Regions from separate parts of the Homo sapiens genome. Here all the other regions are linked to region 1. A link is a loop called in an ENCODE intact Hi-C map of the cell type or tissue named here. Cell type or tissue: B cell. All regions are shown on one strand.

Region 1 (8,000 bases):
TGCCCAGCGCGGCCCGGTCGCGCGCGCTCACCCGCGGGGACCCTTCCTTTCCCTGTATTTCGGCTGTGGCTGTTTCGCTCCCTCTGGTCTCCCAGCCTCTGGAGTGTGCTTCCCTGGCCCTGCTCTCCGTTCCCTTTCGGCCGCCCCCGGCTGTCGCCTGCCCCCACCCTCCGCAGGTCCCACGGTCGCGGCGGCGATGACTGTGGAGGTAACGCCGGGGACGTCCTGGGTCAGCCTGCACCGTCTCCCTCGACCACAGCCCGATGAGGCCGCGGGCTCCGGGCCGGCTGCTAAGAGAGTTAATCATTACTTCGCCAGCGACACTCAGCCTCCCTCCGACTCTCTCGCCCGGCCTAGGGGAGGAGGGGAGGGGACAGCTGGCCAGGTGGGGACTTCGGCTTCGCACAAACCAGCCTCTTCAGGCCTCCCAGAGACAGGTGGTGGCTTCTCAGTTCCCTCGGCAACTCTCTAAGGTCCTCTTTCTTCCCCTCCTGTCTCTCCCTCCTTCGAGCCTCCTCCCAGCCAGGCCTCTCCCCACCGTCTCCTGTCCGCTCTGGCTTTGACTGATTAACTGCAGGTCCTGGGAGAACCAACTTTCTTTGTTTGGAACCGGACCGGACGGGATTTCCTTCCCTAGGTCTCCGCCAATGGGCCAGCTCCTCCCGACGGTTTTGGCGGACTGGCTGAAGAGGACCGCGCCTGAGGCCACAATTAACCCGGCTGTTGGTGGTGGTGGTTGGGGGGTGGGCAGTGAGGAATTTAACCGATCCTCTAGCAGCTGCGCTGGTGCAGTTGGGAGGGGGGTGCAGGAAGTGGGAATGGAGGAGTGGCAGGAGGTATAGACAGAGGGAAGAACGATAAACCTGGACAGGTGTGGCATAGCCAATAGAAGGGGAAACAAAATAAAACAGGAAGGCGGCGCGGGGAGGAATCCCCAGTAACCTTTATAGGATTGAAGTTGGGTGGAAAACGCCACCTCCTGCCCTACCTTAGCACTCAGATCCCTCCTTTACCTCTTTGTGAAAGGGTAAGAGTTCAGAAAGCTGGCCATTTACTCCATAATCTACTAGAGAAATGTCTGGGTTTGCAAAATGCCTATTGATTAGCTCCATGGAGTAGACAAGACAGGCGTAATTATCCCCATTTTACAGGTGAGAAAACTGAGTCTCAAAGAAGCAAAGGGACTGTGTATGTAGTGGCTGTCACTTTTTCCTGTAGGCTGTGGGGTGAGTGGCCCCTTTAGGAGGTCCATGGGTATCTAGGGAGGCGGTACAGGCTGTGTCCAGGTCTGAGCCAGAAGTACCAGGGCCTCACGGGGCTCCTAGCCCTTTTAGCTTGTTCTCTGTTGGACAGGACCTTCACTCTTACTCTCTAGACCTGCTGGCTGGGTTTCTCCCAGCTTCGCTATTTTTTCAGTTCCCTAGTAGAGTGGCCCATGGGCGGTAGCCACCTGGCTGGCCCGTGCCACTAAGAGGCAGCTTTGGTGGCCAAGTGGCTTGCATTGTTGTTGCTCCTCAAAGGGCCTGTGAAGGGCTGGGCAGGTCGCAAAGACCTCTTGTGAGGGGAAGCTAGATTAAAGGGGGAGGGATCCTGGAGGATAAAGGCCCAGCACGTGCGCCTGGACTCCACAGGACCAACAGACCGAGCGGGCGGGGCCAGCTGGGAGTCAGGCCCCCCGGGCTTCACGCAGGGAGCCCAAATATTGGGAACAAAAGCAGGAAAAGAAGAGTGAGAGCAGGAGGGAGGGAGGGAGCGAGGAAGCAGAAATTAGGGGGTCTTAGATGAAAAAAAAAAGAAAGTAGCTTTAGGGGGAATGTGCTGTGGAGTGTGAAATTGCAGCCCATGGTGCTCCATATTGTACCAGAAGCTCTTCCAAAAAAAAAAAAAAAAAAAAACCATCCTCCAACGTGACCAGAGGGCCAGGCAGGGGGAAGGGCGGGGAGAGAATGGGGAGGAGGAGGGGGAAAGGCCGGGCAGGAGCCGGTCAGGCCTTTCTGCGGAAGGGGCTGGGGTGTAAGTTTCGGCTCCCTGGGATCTGACAGCCGAGGGTATGCGCCCTGGGGTGCGCCGGGACCCAGAGGGCGAGTGAGCCTCGGTTGGTCGGCTCTGGAGTTCGGTTGTCAGAAGAACTTTTATTTTTCTTTTTGGTGGTGACTTCTAAAAGTGGGAATAATCCAGAAATGAAGCTCAGCTGCGGAGCTGCAGCTCTGTTCTCCCTCTCTCCCCTCCCTTTCTGCTTCTCTTCCCTTCGGACTACTTTTCTCCCCTTGGTTCTAAACAGCTTTTTCCCCTCTGAACTTTAATGCATTTAATTTGGTCCGCGCTGTGGGGAGCATTTCCTGGGGAGATGCATTTAATTTCGGAATTTCTAATCCCCTCCCTCAGACCCCGGTCCTAGCTCCCCTAGCCGCTCCCCGGGAAGTGGAAGGAGGAAGGCAGGTCCCGGCCACGGGGGAGGGGCGCGGCTGGGATGCTCCCGCGGCCCCCTCCGTCTCACCAAGGCTCAGCCGCCTTCCCAAGCTACTGGAGGCCGGGCGCCTGGGCCCCGGGTCAGGGCCCTGCAGGAGGAGGAGAGGCAACCACGCTTCTGCCTTTTCTCGCCTGGGCAGAAAACGCTGGGCCAGGGAACTGGAAACCGGAAAACAGGAGAAAGGGTTTCTGGAAGGCAGCGGGAGCGGGTGGCAGCGGGGCAGCGGGCAGTGGACTAGGTCTACACCGGCACTTCACTTTTGCACAACATGCCCAGAAACGCATTTGAGAGCCCTGGAGTCGCGCTTGGCTTGGCTTGGGGCGCCGGTGCGTGGGTACACTCGAGGTGCGGGGTGCCTATCCGCCACCCCGACACCTACACCCAGACAGAGCAGGCGCGGCCCAGCCAGAAAACCAGGCCGGCAGTAGCTCGGCCTGGAGGGCGGAGGCAAGGTTGGGGGCCGCCAGGCGCCTGGGCAAGCCTGGCAGGGAAGGGAGCCGAGAAGGCAAAGGAGCCGAGATCCACAAGGAAGATTTATTGGGCAGATCAGATGCACAGAGGCGGCTAATGAAGCAAATCCCGAGATGGGTATCAGAGCAACTCCCCAAAAGTTTATTTGCCTTTAAATTTCCGCAGGGAGGCGGGCTCCTTGTTTGAAGTGTAAATGCCCCTAGGTTGGGGGGTGGAAGGGCCGCTTTGAAAACACCAGAGAGAAAAGGTTCATTTAGAGGCGGACGGGAAAAGCAACCAACCCTGACAGGTCGGAGCCCGGGTAGTGTTTGGGGTTGGGTTGTTTTCTTTCTTTCTCTTTCTTTTCCCCTTTCCTCTTCTTTCTTCCTTTTTTTTTTTTTTTTTTTTTTTTTTTTTTTTTTTTTTTGCTTTCTTGCTTCCCCCCACCCCTCTACTAGACTGTATAGAAGAAAGAGAACAGAAAAGGGGGAGTCAGAGGAGCGGCCAGTGACTGGATGAAGGCCAGCCCTTCATCCTGGAGCCCCAGGAGAAGGCAGAGCTTTGGAGAAAAGGGGTTCCTAATCTCCAGGGAGCATTACTCTTTGACTCTCTAGACCCAGGAATGGGCTGGAGCTAATGGGGAAGCGGCCAGGAGCCGGCCTGGCGGAAGAGTGAGTGTCCAGCTAGTGCAGTGCTGGGGAGACGATCCCAGGAGCAGGGGGGACTCTCAGGGGCTACCTGGGAATGGGACTATCAGAAGGGTCTTTACTCCTCAGAAGGTGCATGTGAAGGACAGGTGTGTGAGGACAACTTCCAGCACACTTGGCGCATTAAGTCCCCTTCTCTACAAAATGGAAAATCCTTCTCGCCCAACATGTGAAAATGCTTGTTGTGGGCACCCACATTTCATGGTACTTGTAACATAGGGACATGTCTAGCTGGTTCTAGAAAAATCTGTGTCTGTGTGGAAGGGGGGGGGTTTACTCACAGCTTTCTTCCTTCAATAGTTCACACACCCCGAGACAAATTCCTGGATGACCAACTTGGAGAGACCTGGGGCAAAGGTTACTTTAGTTCTGAGCTCCTCTAAATAAGGACCCTTTCTCAACGTTCCTTTCACCCCAGTTCTGGGTTAATTACTTCCCAGAGGGGAAAGCCAAGGCTGTGCTAGCTAATACCACCTGAGATCCCTTGCACTCTGGCCTGGGAGCTGTTACTTTTCGGCTGCCCGAACTGTTTTCCTTCTTCGGTCCCTACACGAAGTTAGTGCGTGTTCGTGGGGTTGTGAGGCCAAAGCAAACCCGGGAGCGCCATCTGCAGGCCTCAAGAGGAAGAGACTGACCTTAGAGGCTAGGCCCTGCGTCTTCAACCTCTAGCCCAAGGGAACCAACCTGCCTAGCCACCCAAGGGAAGTGGGATAGGGGCTGGGAGGGGCAGGCGGTGAGGAGTGTTTTCCTCCCAGACTTTACCCCGCAGGTGGATTAAGCTTATTGGGCTCTGGAGGATACAGGAGGGAGGGCAAATGCCAGGATCCCAGCGGACCCAGGCCCCACAGGAGTGAGAGGCTCAGAACCTCGTCCCGCTGAGCCTGGCCTGAGCTCCTCCTGAGGAATAAGGGCATCCCAAAAACCCGGGTACAAGACGCCCAGTAGTAGTAGTTAGGCTGAGTCAGGCAGGTGCATCTCTCCCCATGGTATCTGCCGCCCAGGCTCCGGCCAGAGGGAGGGGAGCGCGAGTCCGCCGCGCTTCCGCGGGGCGCCCGGAGCTGCAGACGGGGGCTGGAGGAATCTCGGATTCGGGCTGCAAGAGCGCTGCGCAAGCTTCGCCGAGCCGCCCTTTCGCAGACCCAGGGAAGCGGGGGGAGGGAGCGAAGGAGGGAGAGAGAGTTAAAACATCAGCTGAAGTGCCAAGATGATTTATGAGACGAGGGAAAATATTTCATGAAGATCTCCCGGATATTCTGTACTTAACCAGTTAGGAGACAAAGGGCTTCTTCTGCCTGGTGCGTGCGAGCGGACCCCAGCGAGCAAGGGAGCTAGTGCCAGAGAGAGCTGCGGAGGCTCCGGCAGGAGTGGGGACGTCCCCGTGGTTGCGCCTCCTGCGCTCGCCCCGGATCCACCGAGCTAGCAGCGGGCGGCGCTCAGCCGCGTCCGCAGCCTCCTCTTCTCCCCAGCCGGGGAGAGCCAGCCTCGTCTCCCACATCCTCTGCCGCCAGCGACCTGCAGCTCCGCACTGTTTCCCTCCCCTGTACCCCCTTCCCAGTCACCCGAGGGTTCAGAAACCAAGTCCCCCGGCTCTCCCGCCATCCGCTGGGTCCCACCGAGGCAGGTGGGTACTCGCCGGAGGTCTTCAGCTCGATTCTGAACCAAGCGTTCTGGACTGCCCAGACCCGGTGGGCAAGGGGACTGGGGAGGCCCTGCGCACAGTCGCGTGGAACGGGAGGGGACAAGACAAACTGCTGGACACTTTTCCGTGGAATGAGAAGTGGGGGGTGCGTGGGTGGGAAGGTACCTCCGGAGGGAAAGGCCAAAGGGAAGGACCAGAAAGAGAGGAAGGAAGAGCCGGGAAGGAACGGAAGGGAACTCAGAGCCGAGGGTGGTGGGGTTGGGGCTAGGGATGCGCACTGGGCCCGGGGCCGCGCGGCCCAGGCGGGCACTGGCCAGTGGATGGCAGGGCTGGGCGAGTTAGAACTGAGAGCCCGGCTTCACAGCGCAGCGCGCTCCGAGGCCCTCTGTCGTTACCTGAATATTCATTAGACTGACCGCTCTTTATCCTTATCTAGCGTTTATCTTATCGGCGAGTTTCGTTTCTCAGTGTAGTTTTAATCCCGGGCTCCCATTCCCCCTCCCCCGGTCCGCTCCCCTCCCTCCCTCTTCCTTCGCCGGCTGCTCCCTCCCTCCCTCCCTCCCATTTCTCCCTCCCCTGCCCTCCCCTAGCCGGCACCGGAGTGACAGGCTCGGGGCCCTCCTCGCCGAAGCTCGGGGCTCCAGCGCTGGCGAATCACAGAGTGGTGGAATCTATTGCCTTTGTCTGACAAGTCATCCATCTCCCGGCGCGGGGAGGGGGAGGAGGTCTGGAGGGGGCTTTGCAGCTTTTAGAGAGACACACACCGGGAGCCGAGGCTCCAGTCTCCGGCCGAGTCTTCTCGCAGCCGCAACCCACCTGGGGCCAGCCCAGAGCTGCCAGCGCCGCTCGGCTCCCTCCCTCCCTCCCGGCCCTTCGGCCGCGGCGGCGTGCGCCTGCCTTTTCCGGGGGCGGGGGCCTGGCCCGCGCGCTCCCCTCCCGCAGGCGCCACCTCGGACATCCCCGGGATTGCTACTTCTCTGCCAACTTCGCCAACTCGCCAGCACTTGGAGAGGCCCGGCTCCCCTCCCGGCGCCCTCTGACCGCCCCCGCCCCGCGCGCTCTCCGACCACCGCCTCTCGGATGACCAGGTTCCAGGGGAGCTGAGCGAGTCGCCTCCCCCGCCCAGCTTCAGCCCTGGCTGCAGCTGCAGCGCGAGCCATGCGCCCCCAGTGCACCCCGGCCCGGCCCACCGCCCCGGGGCCATTCTGCTGACCGCCCAGCCCCGAGCCCCGACAGTGGCAAGTTGCGGCTACTGCAGTTGCAAGCTCCGGCCAACCCGGAGGAGCCCCAGCGGGGAGCGCAGTGCTGCGCCCCCCGCCCCCGCGCGCCCCGCAGCAGCCGGGCGTTCACTCATCCTCCCTCCCCCACCGTCCCTCCCTTTTCTCCTCAAGTCCTGAAGTTGAGTTTGAGAGGCGACACGGCGGCGGCGGCCGCGCTGCTCCCGCTCCTCTGCCTCCCCATGGATATGCACTGCAAAGCAGACCCCTTCTCCGCGATGCACCGTGAGTACCGGCGCCCGGCTCCTGTCCCGGCTCGGGGCTCTCCGTCCCAACCCTGTCCAGTCCCAGCGTGGCCCCGGCCCCTCGCGCTCAGGTCCCATCTTGGAGGCCTCCCTGGCTTCTGGTCCCTCTTTTCGTTCTTTCTCTCCCTCGCCCGGTGTTTCTAATGCCTCCAGTTTCTCTCCTGCCTTCTGTCACCCATTCTTACCTCTCTGTCTGCCTGCCTTCCTACCTTCCCTGATCCCTATCACCTGCCTTTGCTCTTTCTATCCGCTCCTTCTTAGGTCATGGGATCCACGGCCTCGGAGCCCTGGTTCCAGCCACCCTCTCCCTAGTCAGCCTCTTGCCCTGGGCTGGGGGGCAAATTAGCAGGCAGTTTTCAGGGTGTTGTTTTGTTGTTTTCTCTGTCTTTTCTCTCTTTCTCTCTTCCTCTGTTTGCCTCCCTCTCCTGTCTCCCCACATCTTTATCTTTCTCAAACTTAAGAGTCGTGGGGTCCAGGAGACTCCAAGAGTATTCAGCCTCAGTGTCAGGACAATTGGGCAGAAGAGTGTGGGGGTGGGGTGCCCCCTTCTGACCCTCATCTCTCAGCATCTCCAGGCCCTTCCAGCCCAGCATAGGCTTCTTGTGGGTTGGTTTGAAATATTTTCTTCCTCTTCCTTTCTTTCCCACCCCCCTTCCCTTGCCTTCCCTTCCCTTCACATTGGGAATCCCAGGTTGTCAAGACACGATGGTCATCTTTCCCTGCCTCTGCCTGGGGGATGCTCTAAAAACAAAGAGGGGCTCCGAGAAGAAATCGAAGTCAGGGAGAGAGCCAGCAGCGCAGCCTTCCAGGTGGGCCCCCGGCAGAGTGCAGCTCTGCTCTCAGCTCTGGAGGCTCCTTGCCTAGACTGCCGACTCCCCATTGAGGATCACGCAGCCAGCAACCTGGCCAGGGGGTCAGCAAAGAGCAAAAAATGAGGGGGAAAGAACAAAAGGAAAGCAAATGCCAAAGCTGAGGAGAAAGGAAAAGAGAAATCCAAACACGGGAAAGGAAATTAAAGAAAGAAAGTTGACATGATGTTACAGAAGAAAAGGGAGAAGGGAGAAAAAAATAGAGAAAAGAGGGAATTATTTTAATAAAATTTGAATTTATGCCATGTCTTTAGCTTGAAAAACTATTCTGAGATTTTTTTTGCAGGCTTTTTTTTTTAAAAGCTAAAATTCTAAATAGAAAACTCCTCCCTATCTGCAGATT
Region 2 (8,000 bases), 480 kb after region 1:
CGGCCGCGGCTTTGATTGCATTTCGGGGTGGTTGGGGACTTGGTTTTTCACTGGGGCACCAGTTTGGAGGTTCCCCAGACAGTGGAAGCCTCCCTTTCCCACCAACTCTTGTCTGCTACTGGCTGCCCTCTCTGCAAATGGACTCTTCTCAGAACATCAGAACACGAGCAGCATTTCCACTGAAGTCACCTAAACCAGCTAGCCCCTGCCCTACTCCCATGTTTGCATAAACTGTCTGGAAGCCGGTGCCCTGTGTGCTTGTGGCAACTGTGAGCTGTGACTCTGTCACTTGCCTGTATTGTATGTATAAAGTGGGGATGGTGTATATGTTTAACAGCCAAGGTTTATCTGCTTAATTCTTATGTATGCTACTAGCTGCCCATATTTGGGCAGGTTTGCTGTGTCTTATGTGACTGCACTGTGTTTTCCAGGCATCCTGTGTGTCTGTGGGTCACTGTGGGTGTGTATCGGGTTTCTGCAGTGTTGGTCTGTGTAACTGAGTGCCTGCCTTGTGTGTGTTTGGTTTGTTTCTGAGGTGTGCCTGTGTTGGGTGTGGGCCTGTGGGCCTGTCTGGGCTTACCCTTCATTTCCATGTGGACATGCAGTCCCAGGGAGACCTCAGGCAGATGGATCAATAGGCCCCATTATAGACATCAGGAGAGAGGAGACAGTCCCTATAGAGACCCAGACACTTCACCTTGAACAGCCTCTGGGAGATGGAAGGGGTCACCTCTTCCCTACCTTGGTCCGTATCCCAGCTCTGGGTTGGCAGAGGTGTGTGAGAAAGGGGAGAAGAAGGCTCTCATTTCTTGTTGGAGGAGGCTCCCAACTTGGATCTCCCTTTCTGAAGAGCCTTGGGCCCCTGAATTTGGGAAGGGTTGGGGTACAGACACTCAGGGATGCCTCCATCCCATGTGCTCAGATGTCACGTCCACACTCAGATCCATTGGTTACATGGATACCCTCAGGTAACTAAGCTCCCTTCCCCACTTCATCCACCCCCATTCACAGACAAATAGCTACATCCAGCTCTCCATGGGGAAGCGTGAACATGCCCACATGCACACACCAATGCACAGCAATCCTTGCACACACTTGCACACATACAAACCAGATTCCAAAGTGGGCAGGACTCATTCACTCCCAACTCTGCTTGCAGCCATGCGCATATTGCCATTTGTACCCTCCCCACTTTGGGCAGGGCTGAGCCCCCACGGGGAGGAGGAACTTCCTTTGACTGAGCTGGGGGAAGCTAGGCCTTCAAGCGCTACCTGGAACTGGAGCAGCCAAGGGCAGGTCTACAGGTCACTCCAAAGACAAAGGTTCAGCCCGGTGACCAGCTTGAATGGGAGAAGGCAGGCAGGGCAGCCTGGCCATCACCCAACTGCACAACAGAGGATGCCCCTACCCCCGCAACCTGTTTTCAAAGAAGCAGAGTCCATGCCTATATAGTGCCTATTCGACGGCCTCAGCTGCCCTCAGAATAAACTTCAACCCAGGCTGAAAGTTCTCCATCCCATCTTCTACTTAGTCCTCTCCTGAGTCCTCTTCCTGTCAGGCCATGTGGTCCCTGCCCCCAGCATTGTAAATGTAAATTTCAGTAGCCAGCTTGGCTAAAATGTTTGGAGCTAGGATTCTGGTTGTCTGCCTGTAGCTTCAATTCCACATCAATATTCATTCTCCCAGCTATCTGCTCACACCAGCTCCCTGCACACCTCACACACCCTGGGCATCGTTTACCTGCTGGTTACACCCACTCAGTGACAGCTTTACTCTTTTCCTCTCCATTGAGCAAATTTAGTCACACCTAGCTGCACACACACTAGTTTGCAACAATCAGTTGCAGGAACGCAGCATCACACACCCAGTCCCACGCTCCGTTTCCATCAATCAGCCGCACATGCTCAGTTTCTCAGTTGCACATACTTGATGACACACTCAGGAACATGCCCTTGCTAGTCCCCATGCAGCCTGCCACACACACACCCACAGCCCCAAATCTCTCCCAGAACTGGCAGCTGTTAGGAGAAGACGGGGTGATTTGCAGATGGCAGTCCTGGACTTGGAAGTGCAGATGTGGGGCCCCAGGAACACTCAAGGTGGGAATGCTCCTCCCTCCAGGGTGCTGGTCCCCAGGAACCCCCACCTTCCTTTGCCCCAGTCCCAGGAGCCTGTTCTCTAGGAGATGTGGCCTGTGGACACACCCGGGAGTCAGATTCTAGGCTCTCCAAGACCTGTCAGTGTCTGCCAGGGACCTCCACTCCGCACATGTACAGTCCAGGGATGCAGCCAGTTCCCACACACCCCTTTGCACACCTACAGCCTAACCACCACTACCCAGCACAACCAGTTCTACTCCCCTCCATTCCCACCCACTTCAAAGCCACATGTACTTCACTTTACAACAGCAGCCTCCTACTCGCTGACCCCTGTGACTCCAGCCCATTCAGATTCTCTGTCCCTTCTTCCACATGCTTTGTAGCCCCTGACCTTACTAACCTGCCCCCTTATCTGGCTGCCCTCTCTATATCCCCGGGCTTTCTGTGGTGCCCTCTCAGATGCATGTGTTTGGGGAGCATATGTATTGTCCCCACAAATCACTTTCTGCGCTCCAAGAGGGGCTAGTTGTTGCCGGTGGGAAGCCAAGCCCAGGTGCCTCCGGGTTCAGGTGACTGGAAAAGCCAGGGCAGGGTGAGTGGACTTCCCCGGACTTGGCGGCTCAGAGGGATGGAGAGGTGGGGGGGGGGGTCCCCGCGGCGACGGGAAGGGGCGGAGGGTAGGCGCGCGGCCCCAGCTCGTCCCTTTCAGGGGGGACTCATGCATCAAACTTCAATTTTCCGGACGATTGAATTAGTGATTTTTTTTCTCCTGAACTAAAATACACTTAAGTCTTTGGGATTAATTACCACGTTCTGGTCCCTCAGACTGGAGTATTACTTATCGGAGCTGCGTCTGACACCGGCCCGACACCTCGTAAAATAGGGAACTGCGCCTCTCTGCCTCACCCCGCGCCGCTCGCCAGGCCACCAAGCCGGGAAAGGCGGAGCGAGGGGAAGCCGAACAAGCGGGATCGGCCGTCCGCGCGCGGAGGGGTTCCTAGACTGGAGAGCAGAAACTACCCGCGTCCCGGGACTTGGCAAGCCCCGTCGAGCCCCGGGACACAACGGGGAAGGGAGAGACAAAGCCGAGCCGCCTCTCCTGGCCAGCCCGGAACCGAAAGTGGGTCCGTAGAGAGCCCAGAGTCCTGGGGGAACAGATGGGCAAAGGGCTCTAGGAGGTGATGGAACTCAGGCCCGAAGGGCAGGCAGCCCACAGGATACCAAGCCTTAACGAACTACGCCAGAAGAATGGGCGTAGGGCCCACAGCCCCTCACACAACCCAGGCCAAGCTCCCTCGTACACTCAGACCAGGAGAAGAAACAGACACGCAATACACAAGCCCCGCTCCCTTGGAGCCTACACTTGGGCGAACACACCACTGCTGTTTGCAGTATCCCGAGACAGGCCCGGCAGGCGTGAGCTAAGAGGCCTCGGGCCCGAACTTGGGATTTGAGGCTCTCTCACATCGCCGGTCCCAGCGGCAGCGCCTGAGGCACAGCCAAGACCATCCGAGGTCCCCGGGCCGCGCGCAGGTAGCAGACTTCTTCAGAACTGGGGGAGCTAAAGAGAGAGTGGGCTTAGAGCCCAGGCCTCCCTGGATCCCAGATCCTCGCCTCCGCCTACAGCCAAGCCCCTCAGCTTTTGCCCAGAGCTGCTGACTTCCTCGCCGCCTCCCTGCGCAATGGGACCTAGAGATAAGCCCCAAGCCCGGGTGCTAGTCCAGGCAGAGTCGGGTGCTAGTCCAGGCAGAGTCCAGTGCTAGTCCGCGGCCTCAACAGAGCTGTCGGCTGGGCTCCGGAAGCCCACCCGGAACCTGATGGAGGCAGCGAATTCCTCAGAGCAGAGGACACTGCGGAGAGGCTCGAATCCACTTCCCACATTGTGCGGGACCGAGCGCGCAGGGCGCTCTCGCGTGGCCTCCTTAGCTCGGGTTCAGCCGAGGCTCTCACGTACACTTCGTTACCCCTTCCCCCCGCCGCAGCTCTGGTCCTTCCTTCCACTGGCTCTCTTCTCTGGCCTATGGAAACAACGAACTACTTTTCGCCTTTCAAGGCCCGGGTCCCAAGCCACCTCCTCTGTGAAGCCGCCAACACCCTGGTAGCTGCCTCTCAGTGTTTTGCAACTGGCACGGCCCTGTCCCTCGGTCCGCTTCTACTAGCGCTGGGGGTGCTGCGAGTCTTGCCCACTAGACTAGGAGCTCCTTGAGGGCAGGAACCGAATCTGATTCGTTTCCATTTTCCCAGCCCCCCTGCGCGGCCTGGCGCAGAAAAGACGCGCAATAAACATTTGCTGAATTGAATTGCGTTTTCTCCTTATTTTATTAATCCTTCCCCTTCCTTCTTTCATTCTTTCTTTTCCTCCTTCCTTCCTCCCTCGTTATTTTTTATTTCTTGGTTATATTCAATTGTCATGTTTTTCAGGCTCATTAAATCCATTTAGAGACAAAAGAATAAAAGGCAGAAGGGGAAGGGCGGGGGAGGAGAGAGGGGGAAGGGAGGGGAGGGGGCAGGCCGGAGAAGCAAACAAATAACCCGCTTTAACTAGACGGGCGGATAAATGGCCCCGTTTCTCCTCAGCCCCGACGCGCCTGCTTAGCTGCGCGCCCCGCGGGCGCCGCAGCTCGGGTGGGCTCAGCCCTGGGGCCGCCGCCCCCAGCCCAAAGGGACCCAGCGGGGCCAGGCCCAGGGCCGCGAAGCAGAGAGCGGCCGGAGGTGCCAGGGCCGCTTCATTGGGATTCATGAGCGTGTTGGGCGGGCGGCCTGGGGCTTCGGGCGCGGGGCGGGGGCCGAGTGGGGGGGTGCGCACGGCGGGCGCAGATGCCCGGGTGACCGACCCGCCGTGGTCCCTGCGCCGCCTTTGTGCCGAGGAGGCGCGCGCGGGGACCTAATCCATCAAATTGTCTACAAATTGTGAAGAAAATTCAAAAACCATATGGTCGCCAGCGCCGGCGCGCTCTGGGCTGCGGAGGGCCGCGGCCGTGCCCGCACCGGGAGCCGCGGGGGGCTGGGCCCGGCTATTGTCGCCTGTCAGCGGCCGCCCAGGCCCATTCGTCCCGGCCTTCATGGTCCGCGCTCCGAATTACAGACCCATCCATCCTAAGAGAGGGCAATTTTTGTCGCCCGGGAGGAACCAGCCGCACGCCTGCCCCGCTGCCCTGCCGTCTCCTTCCTTCTCTGCTCCTTCTCTCTCTTCTCCTCTCTTCCCATTCTTTTTTTCTCCCTCTGTCTCTGTCTCCCTTTCTCCGTTTCTCTGTTTCTCTCTCTTTTTCCTCTTTTTCTCCGTCCTGTCTCTGTGGCTCTCCGCTTTCTCTCTCTGCTTTTGGAGTGTCTTTCTGTGCTCCTATTTTTTTTTCCTGTTTCTCTCTGTCTCTTCGTTTCCTCCTGGACACGCACGTTCCTGGCTCGGGCCCGGGGGCCCCATCGCCGCCCGAGACCAGATGCGCATTTCTCACATCAATTTTGCGGAGAAAGAGAGCCCAGCGGCCCGGAGGCGGGACCCCACTCCGGTGACAGCGGCTACTCGCCAGCCCAGCGACAACAAAAGCCCGGAGAGAAACCCGCTCTGTCCAGGAAAGTGAAAGCGGCCTCAGCCCCCGCCCCAGCCGGCCTTGGGGCGCCGCAGACCCGAGAGAGTCCTTGCAAGATCCATACCTCTGCCCCCAGCGGTGTGCCGGGGTGTGGAGGCAGAATTGGTTAATGTTGCCAGAAATTCACACCAGCTCCCAGACGCTTGGGCTTACAGTTCCAGGTGCCCACATTGAAATTCAGCCTGGCCTTGATGCCTTTAGCCTTTGGCCCCCGACTCCCCAAGGATGAGGCCCTCGGGGCTAGAATCGAAACTTGGGAACCCAAGGCTCCACCCCGCGTCTGACTGAGTGATACCTGCAGCGCTCCCGGGGCTCAGCCCTGTTTTCGGGGAGTGCAGGGAGAATGCCCTTGGGTCTGGGGTGGGATGCAGGAAATGCAGGGCAAGACCCCCTCCCACCCTTTGTTCAACACAAATTAATGTTGTACTGTGGTGTGCCCCCACATACACAGGCATTTTCTCCCAGCATTTCACGGCTCGTTTTTTACCCCGACCTGGCGAAGCCCGCTTCTCTCCCGATTTAGCAGCTGCCTCAGGTTTATGGGCAAGAGGCGCCTCCTCCTGCTGCTTCCCCCTCGCCCTTCACTCTTAAGCCTGTCCTGAAAATCCCCCCCAAATCTCCAAGGCTAGGGCGACCGGCACGAAGAGCGGCAAGAAGCCCAGCCTGCCGCTGCTTCTCGGAAACGGGCCCACCACTCAGACACGGTCGCCGCCGGTTCTAGTAAAATGGCAAAGACTTTATTTATTGGAGAAAGAGGCCTTGGGTACAGTCTAGGGAGGAGAGGGGAAGGGAGGAGCAGGGAAGGGGCACTCGCAGCCCACTCACATCCAGCCACCCTCCTCTGGCCAAGTCGGGTAGGAGTGGGGTGTTCGAAGTGGCAAGAGAGACCCAGAGCTGTGGAGGAGGTGAGGTGAGGGCTTGGGTCGGCCTCCTCTCTGTCTCTGTCACATGCAAAAAAATTCTAAAAAGAGTACAAAATAATTATAGGGCTTTGGGTTCTGTTTTCGATAGTTGGTTGGTTGGATTTCCCCCTGCATTGTCCCTAAGAGCCGGACTCCAACAGTCAGTCCGAGGAAATGCGGGAGGGAGGGAGGAATCTTAAAAACAGCATTAGTGGGCATTAGGAGGCAGAAATGGCATCGAAAACAGACTTTTCTCTCAGAGGGTGGGGAGGAAAGATCGATTTTGAAACTTGCAAGTCAGGACCTGACTGCCCACCTCTTCCCCTCCCACATGAGGAAAAAAGGCCCGAGGAAATAGAAGTCAACTGCAATAAGGCCGAGGGAGGCGAGGAAGGAGCGGGCCGGTGCATTCGCCACATGCAGAGAAAAATCAAAACAGCCGGAGCTGCCACTCCCCTAGACCGCAGGGTTAGTGTTCCCCGCCCTGGTTTCTGTCTCGCCCTCAGCAAACCCGGCAGCCCGAGAGCTTTGAAAACATCGAAATCTCCGAGATTTAAAAAATAATAATAAAAGAAAGGAAAAATCAGGCTGCGGTGGGAAGAACCCGCTATATAGGTTTAAATATTTATATAGAAGCCATACAGAATTGCACGGCGAGGGCTTCCGGGGCGGCGGAGGCCGCTGGTGGCGGCCGGCCCGGCCGGCCAGCCTGGGTTTATTGCTTCGAGAGGGAAGAGGCGGCTGCCAGGAGCCGAGTCCGGGGCCGGGGACAGGGGAGGAGGCGGGAGTTGGCAGAGGAGGTCCCAGCTCCCCTCGGCGGTCCGGTCCGGGAGGCGTTGGGCTTTCGAGCGCTAGGAGCCCAGGGCGGCGGAAGACCCGGGGCGCCGCTCAATCGTCCACGTCGATCTCTTCGTCTTCCTCGTCCTCCGAGCAGTCCTGGCTGCTGGCCGGCTGGTCCGTGAGCGGAGAGGCAGGCGAGAGCTGCAGGGCGCCAGCGCCCGGGGCCTTCGGGGCGCCTGGGGGGAGGACCGGAGAGCCGGGCCTCGACTTGGCCCTGCCGCAGCCGCCGCCACCGCCGGCTGTGGCCTCCGAGTTCTGCTCGAGTTCGGCCAGCGCCACGATGTCCATCTGCCCGCTGGGGCCCAGTTTCTTGGCGGACTCTACGTCGGCCTTCATCTCCTCCAGGTCCCGCTTGAGCTTAGCGCGCCGATTCTGGAACCAGGTGATGACTTGCGCGTTGGTGAGGCCCAGCTGCTGCGCGATTTGGTCGCGATCGGCGGGGGACAGGTACTTCTGGTATAGAAAGCGCTTTTCCAATTCATAGATCTGGTGGTTGGTGAAGGCCGTGCGCGACTTTCGCCGCTTCTTAGGGGTCTGCCGCTGCCCAAAGATGGTCATACCGTCGCGGCCTG
Region 3 (8,000 bases), 390 kb after region 1:
GTCTTGTTGTATTTGCTTCTTTGCTTATTGTCTGACCCCCTCTATAGAATGTAAGCTTCATGAGGTCAGGACCTTTGTTTTGTTCACTGCTATGTCCCCCATGCCTAGAACAGTGCCTGACACATAGTGAGTACAGTACTCAATAAATATTATTGAATAAAGAGATACATTCTTTGTTATTCACCCAAGATGACCATATTTTGTTGTTTGGGGCTGTATTCTTCAGGAGAGAACAGAAATGAATAAGCCACTCTCTGCCTCCAAGAAGATCTCTTCAAGTGGAGGTGACAGACATGCCCAAAGCAAATAGATTGCAATAAGACTTGATGGGAGAGAATGTGAGTCTTCACATCCTAGCATCTTTCCAGATAGAGACAGGGCCTACCCAAAAGTCTAATCTGAAACTGAACTGAAATAGAACAGAAATAGATCCCAAGTGATGGAACCTGTGCCTTTCCCAAAGCTTGGCTTCTAAAAGGTAGCAAACATTTTCTACTGGAGAGGGGAAAGACAGGAAGAAGAAAAAGGGAGTTTCCTCCTTTTCTCTTGGGCTCTCAGCCAGACAGCCACTGGCAAAACGTTGGAAAGGCCTAAATTTGTCCTGGATGCACTTCCCTGATCCTAGTCCCACCAATCCCAGCCCCCACGGCCTTAAGCCCCTATGGCTCCCTCCCAAGATTCCAAACGTAAGAAAAGAACACACACCACAGTCCAAAGGCTTCTTGTCTGGAATAGCCAACCCTGGGGTAATTGTTAGGTGGAATGCAATCTGGTTGAATTCATTCAAACACTGTAGGAATTGCCTCTTTCGAACCCTGTAGGATTTTACTTCTTGACGCATCTGTTTATTTAAAACCAAAGGGGTATGTTGAGGCATGGGCACCCTGGCAGCAGACCCCAAACCAACCCTCTTGACTTGTGCCTGCCTTTCAGGATATGTTCCCTTCCTGAATTTGTCTAAGAAGGCTGAGTTGGGGGGTGGTTGCTGATTTTTATAACATATAGCCAGTTGTTCATAGGCCTGTGTTTTAAAGAAGGGCAAGCCTGAACTCACCGTCCTGCCTCAGGGCCTGGGCTCCATACCTGGGGAGTAGACAGTCTTCTACTTTCTAAAAAGCTGGACTTGAAATTTGGAGTAAATCTCCTGGTTGAGTGACAGGTGTTTCGCAGCTGAGCCCTTGAGGAGATTCTCCAGTTGGGCAGAGACATCCCTTCCTCAGACGCCTTGTGGGCTGGACTCCTTTGGCCCAGTTCAAAGTGAGGGGAGGGCTCCCAACAGGCCGGGAAGACAGTTGACTTCACCCTCCTTGGGTTTGTCTGTCTGTCCGTCTCTGGGAATGGTCGCTTCCTGTTTTCCCTTTTCCTTTTAAGCCTCGCCTTGTTCCCCTCTTCTCTCTCTTCATGAACTACTCCGAGTCTTGGTCTCCGTCCCTCTATCTCTGGCTCCTGCATCTGTCTCGGCTTCTGGCCTTCCTCTCCCCCTCCCCTCCCCTCCCTCGCGCTGTCATTCACCCCGCTCCTCTCCGCGCACAGCCAATGGAGAGACCCAGTCGAAACCGCGAAGCTCTCTTGCACCGGGCTTTTTCGCCTGGTGATTGATGTCCCAGAGTCAACAGCGAGCGAGCAGCCGGAGCGGGGAAGCAGAAGCCAGAGAGGGGAAGAATACGGCGCCCCCTCTCTCCCTCCCCTCCCCCTTCTACTTTAGCCTTTCTGCGCACTTCGCTTCCAAGTCTCCGCGCAGCCAGGAGCCGCTGTTGCCTCCCAGCCCCTGCTAGCTGCCCCCCGAGCCGAGCGCAGCGAGCGCCGCCGCCCGGGCCCCCCGGTGGGGCCAGGGCCAGCATGGAGCACCTGGGTCCGCACCACCTCCACCCGGGTCACGCAGAGCCCATTAGCTTCGGCATCGACCAGATCCTCAACAGCCCGGACCAGGGTGGCTGCATGGGACCCGCCTCGCGCCTCCAGGACGGAGAATACGGCCTTGGCTGCTTGGTCGGAGGCGCCTACACTTACGGCGGCGGGGGCTCCGCGGCCGCGACGGGGGCTGGAGGAGCGGGGGCCTATGGTACTGGAGGTCCCGGCGGCCCCGGAGGCCCGGCAGGCGGCGGCGGCGCCTGCAGCATGGGTCCTCTGACCGGCTCCTACAACGTGAACATGGCCTTGGCAGGCGGCCCCGGTCCTGGCGGCGGCGGCGGCAGCAGCGGCGGTGCCGGGGCACTCAGCGCTGCGGGGGTAATCCGGGTGCCGGCACACAGGCCGCTCGCCGGAGCCGTGGCCCACCCCCAGCCCCTGGCCACCGGCTTGCCCACCGTGCCCTCTGTGCCTGCCATGCCGGGCGTCAACAACCTCACTGGCCTCACCTTCCCCTGGATGGAGAGTAACCGCAGATACACAAAGGACAGGTTCACAGGTGAGTCCGGCCCGCGCGCTCCCCGCCTGGCCGCGGCCCGGGCTCCGTGCTACCCCTGCCCCGCCGGGTGGCTCCCCAAAGCCGGTTCTGCGCTCCAGGTCGCCCAGCTCTTCTTGGTGCTTCCCCCAAGTTGAGCCGCCCGCCCGATTCTATAACGCAGACTCGCCATGCTTGAAGAGTTCTCTCAGCCTGGACCCCTCTCTGTCTCCCGAAGGACCCCTGCTCGGAGGAGCTCTCCCTGGTCCCCTCTCCGGATCCACTAGCCGGGTCAGGCAGAGAGAAGGAGGCCATAGATTCAGGACCACCTTCTGCAGCTACTCTTGGCCTGGGAATCTTAGAGAAAGGGGTGCAACGTGAACAGTTTCTTCCGTCCTGGCTGCTGTTCTAGGACCCAGGAAGCGAGCCCCAGGATCAGACACAAGAAAAGAACAGGTTCCCCCACCTCCAGTCCCCTACACACATGCACTTCGCGCCCCTAGCTCCGGTGCCCGTGGTGCTGCGGGGCCAGTGGGGGCTCTGAGCCCCGGTAAATCAGCAGAACCAGTGGCCTTTTTTTTTTTTTCCGGAGAGCAGGCTTCATCTGGGAGGATGGCAGCGGGGCTTAGCCGCCCAGGACAGCTAGCTTTTCATTTTCGTTCTCTCCCGGCTGGGTGTCCTACCCCGGGCCCAGCCCTGTTATCTTGGGCACGAACAATGCACCGGTAGGCTGGTGATCGGTGGCGGGAAGACTACTCCCGGGACATTGGGTACTAAGTGGTGGCCGCTGCCGCCTTCTCTGCTGCCCGCTCCCGCCTTCCTCTGCTGGCCCTGGCTCCCTCTGCTCCCGTTTCCACTCTGGGCACTCAACTCTCCCTCTGGCGTGGATCCCTTCCCCCGTTCTCACTTTCTGCTCCCCTTAGGGTTCCCTGGATCCTAGACCACGATCCTTCCGTCCGGGCTGGGAAGCAGCCACAAATTGAGCCCAGGTTAGCCAGCCGATCTTAGAGAGAGGAGGCAGGAGGCACTGGCTGCTGCTGGCAGAGATGGGGCCTCCTGGGGGTCCCCCGGTTCAAGGGCCCAACAGTGGAAGGGGGGTTTACATAACTACTTGGGAGAAGCTGCTGAGAGCTAGATACTGGGCCAGGAGATTCCAAAGCACCCCTGGCTTCCTGCTTCTGTTCCAGGCAGCAGCACAGCCAGGGAAACTGCTTCTGCAGCTTCTTACCAGACTCTGGGGCCACGGCAGAAGTGGTGTGGAGGCTGGTGTCCAGAGGAAGAACAGTTGCTTGGGTCTAGGCCTCAGGAAGGGCCCTCCCTAGAGGGGTCCCAGTGCCCCCAACCTAAGTTTTCTCTGGCCTGGGGCAGCAGGGCCTGGTGCCCATCCCATTCCCCACCCAGGCCAGGCCAGTCTTGAAGGGCCCTGCTGGAAACCCAGCCGGGAGTCCACTAATCCTGGGCCTCTGGTGAAAGGTACTCGGTTTAGGGCCTACCGCGGGGCCCTAATACTGTGTCAGGCATGAAGGCGGTTTCAGCGAGTGTATGGCTGTGGCCTTGTTTTGCTCTGTGTCCTGTGTGCTTGTCCCGTGCCTGTGCTTGTCTGGTCCTGTTTGGGTGTATAGATCTGTGAGTTTGCCCCCGTTGTACGTTGTGTTGGTGTGTGCTGCTGTGGATGGAGGCTCAGGTCGGGTTCCAGAGTCAGGCTCGGCCTCTTACTCTGAGCCTGAAGGCCTGGGGCTGACTGAGGGGAGGGGAGCGTGACCATTAGCTCGCCTTAGACTGCCCCTGGAGGAGAGGCGGCAGGGAGGTGGTTGGGCTCGCGGGAGCCCGGGGCCAGGGAGGCCTCCGTGGTAGCGGCGACGGCGGCGTCGGACTGGCGGGCAGGAGGAGGCCGTTTCCCGCCGTGGGCTTGTCGCTGAGGGCTAACGGGAGGATCTCGGCCCTGCTCGTGGGGGTTCAGCTGCTGCGCTCGCTGACTCGCGGGGTGTTGGGCCTGGGACGCTTCCTGACGCTCTGCTGCTTGCCTCTGCCGTCTGTCTGTCTCCCGCTCCAGTGGCCCTCTCACCCTTCACTGTAACACGCCGTATAGGTCACCCCTATCAGAACCGGACGCCCCCCAAGAAGAAGAAGCCGCGCACGTCCTTCACACGCCTGCAGATCTGCGAGCTGGAGAAGCGCTTCCACCGCCAGAAGTACCTGGCCTCGGCCGAGCGCGCCGCCCTGGCCAAGGCGCTCAAAATGACCGATGCGCAGGTCAAAACCTGGTTCCAGAACCGGCGGACAAAGTGGAGGTGAGCAAGCGGGGCGGGCCGGCCGCCCGCGAGCGGCGCGGTCTCAGGCAGCTCTCGGTTCATTGGCCTCTCGTGGGGCGCACATACTTTTTCCGCTCGCGGTTTCTGATCCTTTCGGAGGAGCGAGCTCCCGCTAGGCTTGCGGGGAGCTGGAAGCAACCGAGGCCGATAGCTGGGATGGGGCTGAAGAGCCCTGGCTCTGTTTTACCGGAGGCTTCAGGGCTTTCTGGTTGGCACACTCTCTGCCGGTGTAGACGCGGCAGGTCTATTCCGCCGCTTGGGCAAACAGGCGGGTTAGTGCACTCCACGCAGTCCAGGCTCCAGGGATCTGTGAGTCCTGGGGAGCTTTTTGTTTGCGCAAACTCTTGCTTATGGAATCCTGCTCTGTCCTGGAGACTGGATGCAGAACAGCCCGCACCTTGTTGCAGCGCTCCAGCCGGGCTCCCGGCAGAGGGTCTGTGGCCCCAGACCGCGGCCCTGCTGACGGTCTCCTCCCCCAGACACCCGGCCTTTGCGCAGCCGGTCCCTACCCTGGAAGGAGAAAATCAATCCGCGCCGGCTGCGGCGGGGTTTCGCGGGTCCCACTGGAAGGGGAATCAATTAGGAGCAGATGGGTGTGTGTGAGAAAGAGAATTTTCCTTCTCCCATAGCCACAACTCTAGTTACTACGCAATGGGCTTTTTGTTTTGTTTTGTTTTTTCACATTTACGCTCACGGACGTGAAGCGTCCCCAACACTCTCGAGCAGCCTCCCTCTCCGCGCGCACTGACGCTTTCTCCGGCTGCACCCTCTGGCACGCTGCACCCTCTGGCACGCTGCACCCTCCCGCACATCTGGCCCTTGCCCGCCGGAGTTTCTCCCCTAGCTCAGGCCCCATGGGGTAGCGCGGGAGAGTCTGGGCGAAGTCGGCGGCGCCGAGACGGGCGGGCCTTGGGGCAGGAGGAAGGAATTGGAGTTTCCTCTTTTTCTGAACGAAGGCGAGGAATCTGCCTGGGATTCCGCCTACGGGGCCACAAAGGAAGCCATGGCCCCACGATTCTACCACAACATTTCTGACGCTGGGAAAGGAGTGGGGGATGCGGCCTCAGACCTTGGAACGCTAAAGAGGGAGCCAGGGCTAGCTCGGGGGTTGGGGGGACTCCGGTTTCCAAGGCCTACTGAGGGCTGCTGGCCTAGGGGAGGAGAGGCAGCCTGGCAGGCCTCCCAGAGAGAGGGGCACAGAGAAAGAAAGAGGCAGGCAAAGAGAGAAACTGAAACACAACCAGTTTCAGAGGTGGAGAGGGATAGGGACCCCGCTCAAGGAAAAAAAAGGAGAAAAACAGGCAGCCTGCAGAAGTCTTATTTATGTATAATAAAGAAAAAGCAATGGATGACTGAAACCACCATTTTCTTTTCAAACAAATTCCTTTAATTCAGAGAGAACCAAGTGGGTGGGGAGGAGAGAAAACGAGAGATAAGACACAAAGCCTAAAAGAGAAATATTCAGGCCGTTTGAAATGCAGGGGATAAGGGAAAGACGAAAGACGGAAAGATACACAGAGTCAAGAAAAGGCGGCCCAGAGCAGGTCAGCAGCCGCTGCTGGAAGAGGCCCTTGCAGGCTTCGCATGGCTTCATCGATCGCCTACAAATTGCTTCTGAAGGCCCCAGGGACTCCCATTAGGTCTGTCCACCTTAGAGACAGACGTTTGATCTCAGTTGACAGGGTGGAGGGGCGGCAGTAAATGGAATAAGTGAGTCATCGCCTCCCTGAACTGCCTCAGAGGAAGCCAGTGGGTCCAGCAGGAGCCCCGGTAGGGCACAGGGCTCCACACAGAAGGCCCAAGTCCTAGAAGACATTCGCAGAGAGAGGGAGGAAAGAGACGTCCCGCAGAGCAGATCGTACCCGCTGGTCCTTGCCTCTCTGCCCTGGACTTGTGGGTAGGGTGAGGGCCCTCTGGCTTGGAATGGCACCTGGTCTCCCTCAGGGCCGGGGAGGGGGAGGCGAGATGCCATCCTACCCCGGCTGCCCCTTGTGAGGCCTCCGGGGTGTGGGCGCTGCGCGTGGATGCGAGTCCCAGCTGTTTGGGCCTCGCAGACTTTCCCATCGCTCCTCCTCTGGGATACCTTGGCTCCATCCGCTTTGGGGTTTCCAGTCTTTGTTGGAGTCAGGACTCTCAAAAGAAGGGAACGCGTTATAGGGGCCCAAACTGGATTTGGGGACTGCAAAGGCGAGCAGCGCTCGTTCAGTTTATCTCCTGGGAACGCACCAGGAGTTGGGCACACGCGGGAGCTGGGTCGGTGCTCCTGGCAGGTAACGGCTTGTTCCCGGTGCAGACGGCAGACTGCGGAGGAACGGGAGGCCGAGAGGCAGCAAGCGAACCGCATCCTCCTGCAGTTGCAGCAGGAGGCCTTCCAGAAGAGCCTGGCACAGCCGCTGCCCGCTGACCCTCTGTGCGTGCACAACTCGTCGCTCTTCGCCCTGCAGAATCTGCAGCCGTGGTCTGACGACTCGACCAAAATCACTAGCGTCACGTCGGTGGCGTCGGCCTGCGAGTGAGCCTGCCCATTCTGCCCTGTGGGACCCCAGGCCCACTCAGGGGTCACTGAGGCCTGAGACCCAGGACTCCTCCCCACCCTCCTGGCCTCAGACTGCACCCAGGAGGGGAACACTGCCCTCGCACGGCCCCGAAGGGCCCCCACATTTGTGCCGACACTGTTCTCCCTTCGGTGGAAGAGCTCAAGGGACAAGGACACGCGCCCCCCTCCCAGAGGCGTCCCGCACCTGTCTGAACTGTTAAGAAATCTGTTTTTGTTTATTTCATTTTATTTTAATTTTTAACGTGGGATTCAGAGAAAGGCAAGGGAGGTAAGGGAGGAGGAGCTTCTGGGGTCCCCAGGGCTGTCATCTGAATTTGCCCTGGGAAACCCCTTCTCTGTGACCCACTTCTCATCACACACATGGAAACCCATAGGCCCACACACAGGTGGTGTCACTGTCCCTCCTGGTGTCACCCCAGAGCCACACATGGGCATCTATGGGAGAGTGTCAACCAGACAGAGGGTCACAGTGTTTACACTTTGGACCTTACGATCAGGCACAGGTCAGGGGTGACACAGACTCATCCTGAACAGCATGGCACTCCCTCCAGCACAAACACAAGGTCATGGCCACACTGTGACACACTACACCACACACAACAGCCAACAGCTACAACAGCCTCACTTGGTCTGCCAGGCCCCCACCACACATCCCAGCCCAATCCAGGTACGCACAGACAGGTTTTCACATAAATGCAGCCCATTTCTCCAGAACCCATTTGAGGGGTGGGGGGGTGTTAATTTATGC

What was found. Hi-C counts contacts between places; a loop is a spot of excess contacts. Peaks named below come from ENCODE experiments on the same cell type or tissue, not always from the same donor. Only the 100,000 strongest peaks of a DNase experiment are listed, where the experiment ranks them.
Region 2: it touches region 1 in a loop (6-fold over the local background); 2 of 110 quality-filtered maps call a loop at or near these places.
Region 3: it touches region 1 in a loop (5-fold over the local background); 2 of 110 quality-filtered maps call a loop at or near these places.

Annotation. Positions count from the first base shown.
Region 1 is chr10:100,739,536-100,747,535 of GRCh38, forward strand. PAX2 (paired box 2) reads left to right here and starts at 6,047. Exons shown (of 10, transcript NM_000278.5): 1 at 6,047-6,768. The coding sequence starts at 6,726. RefSeq lists enhancers at 5,089-5,138, 6,238-6,779. In B cell, CTCF peaks have their summits at 4,215 (motif pointing left) and 4,425; DNase peaks (open chromatin) are centred at 2,916, 4,226, 4,956, 6,346 and 2 weaker places; H3K4me3 peaks cover 768 bases; H3K27me3 peaks cover 7,385 bases.
Region 2 is chr10:101,219,794-101,227,793 of GRCh38, forward strand. LBX1 (ladybird homeobox 1) reads right to left here. Exons shown (of 2, transcript NM_006562.5): 2 at 7,201-7,997. The coding sequence ends at 7,477. LOC124902491 (a long non-coding RNA gene) reads left to right here and starts at 2,559. Exons shown (of 2, transcript XR_007062267.1): 1 at 2,559-2,691; 2 at 2,925-4,399. RefSeq lists enhancers at 2,897-3,546, 6,321-6,822. In B cell, no CTCF peak of the experiment used is centred here; DNase peaks (open chromatin) are centred at 3,298, 5,578, 7,018, 7,518 and 5 weaker places; H3K4me3 peaks cover 3,796 bases; H3K27me3 peaks cover 7,351 bases.
Region 3 is chr10:101,129,703-101,137,702 of GRCh38, forward strand. It overlaps TLX1 (T cell leukemia homeobox 1), which reads left to right and starts at 1,598. Exons shown (of 3, transcript NM_005521.4): 1 at 1,598-2,407; 2 at 4,473-4,674; 3 at 6,989-8,000. The coding sequence starts at 1,840. The coding sequence ends at 7,211. It overlaps TLX1NB (TLX1 neighbor), which reads right to left and starts at 1,444. Exons shown (of 3, transcript NR_130723.1): 1 at 1,084-1,444. In B cell, no CTCF peak of the experiment used is centred here; DNase peaks (open chromatin) are centred at 1,779, 2,699, 4,789, 5,489 and 3 weaker places; H3K4me3 peaks cover 3,049 bases; H3K27me3 peaks cover 7,817 bases.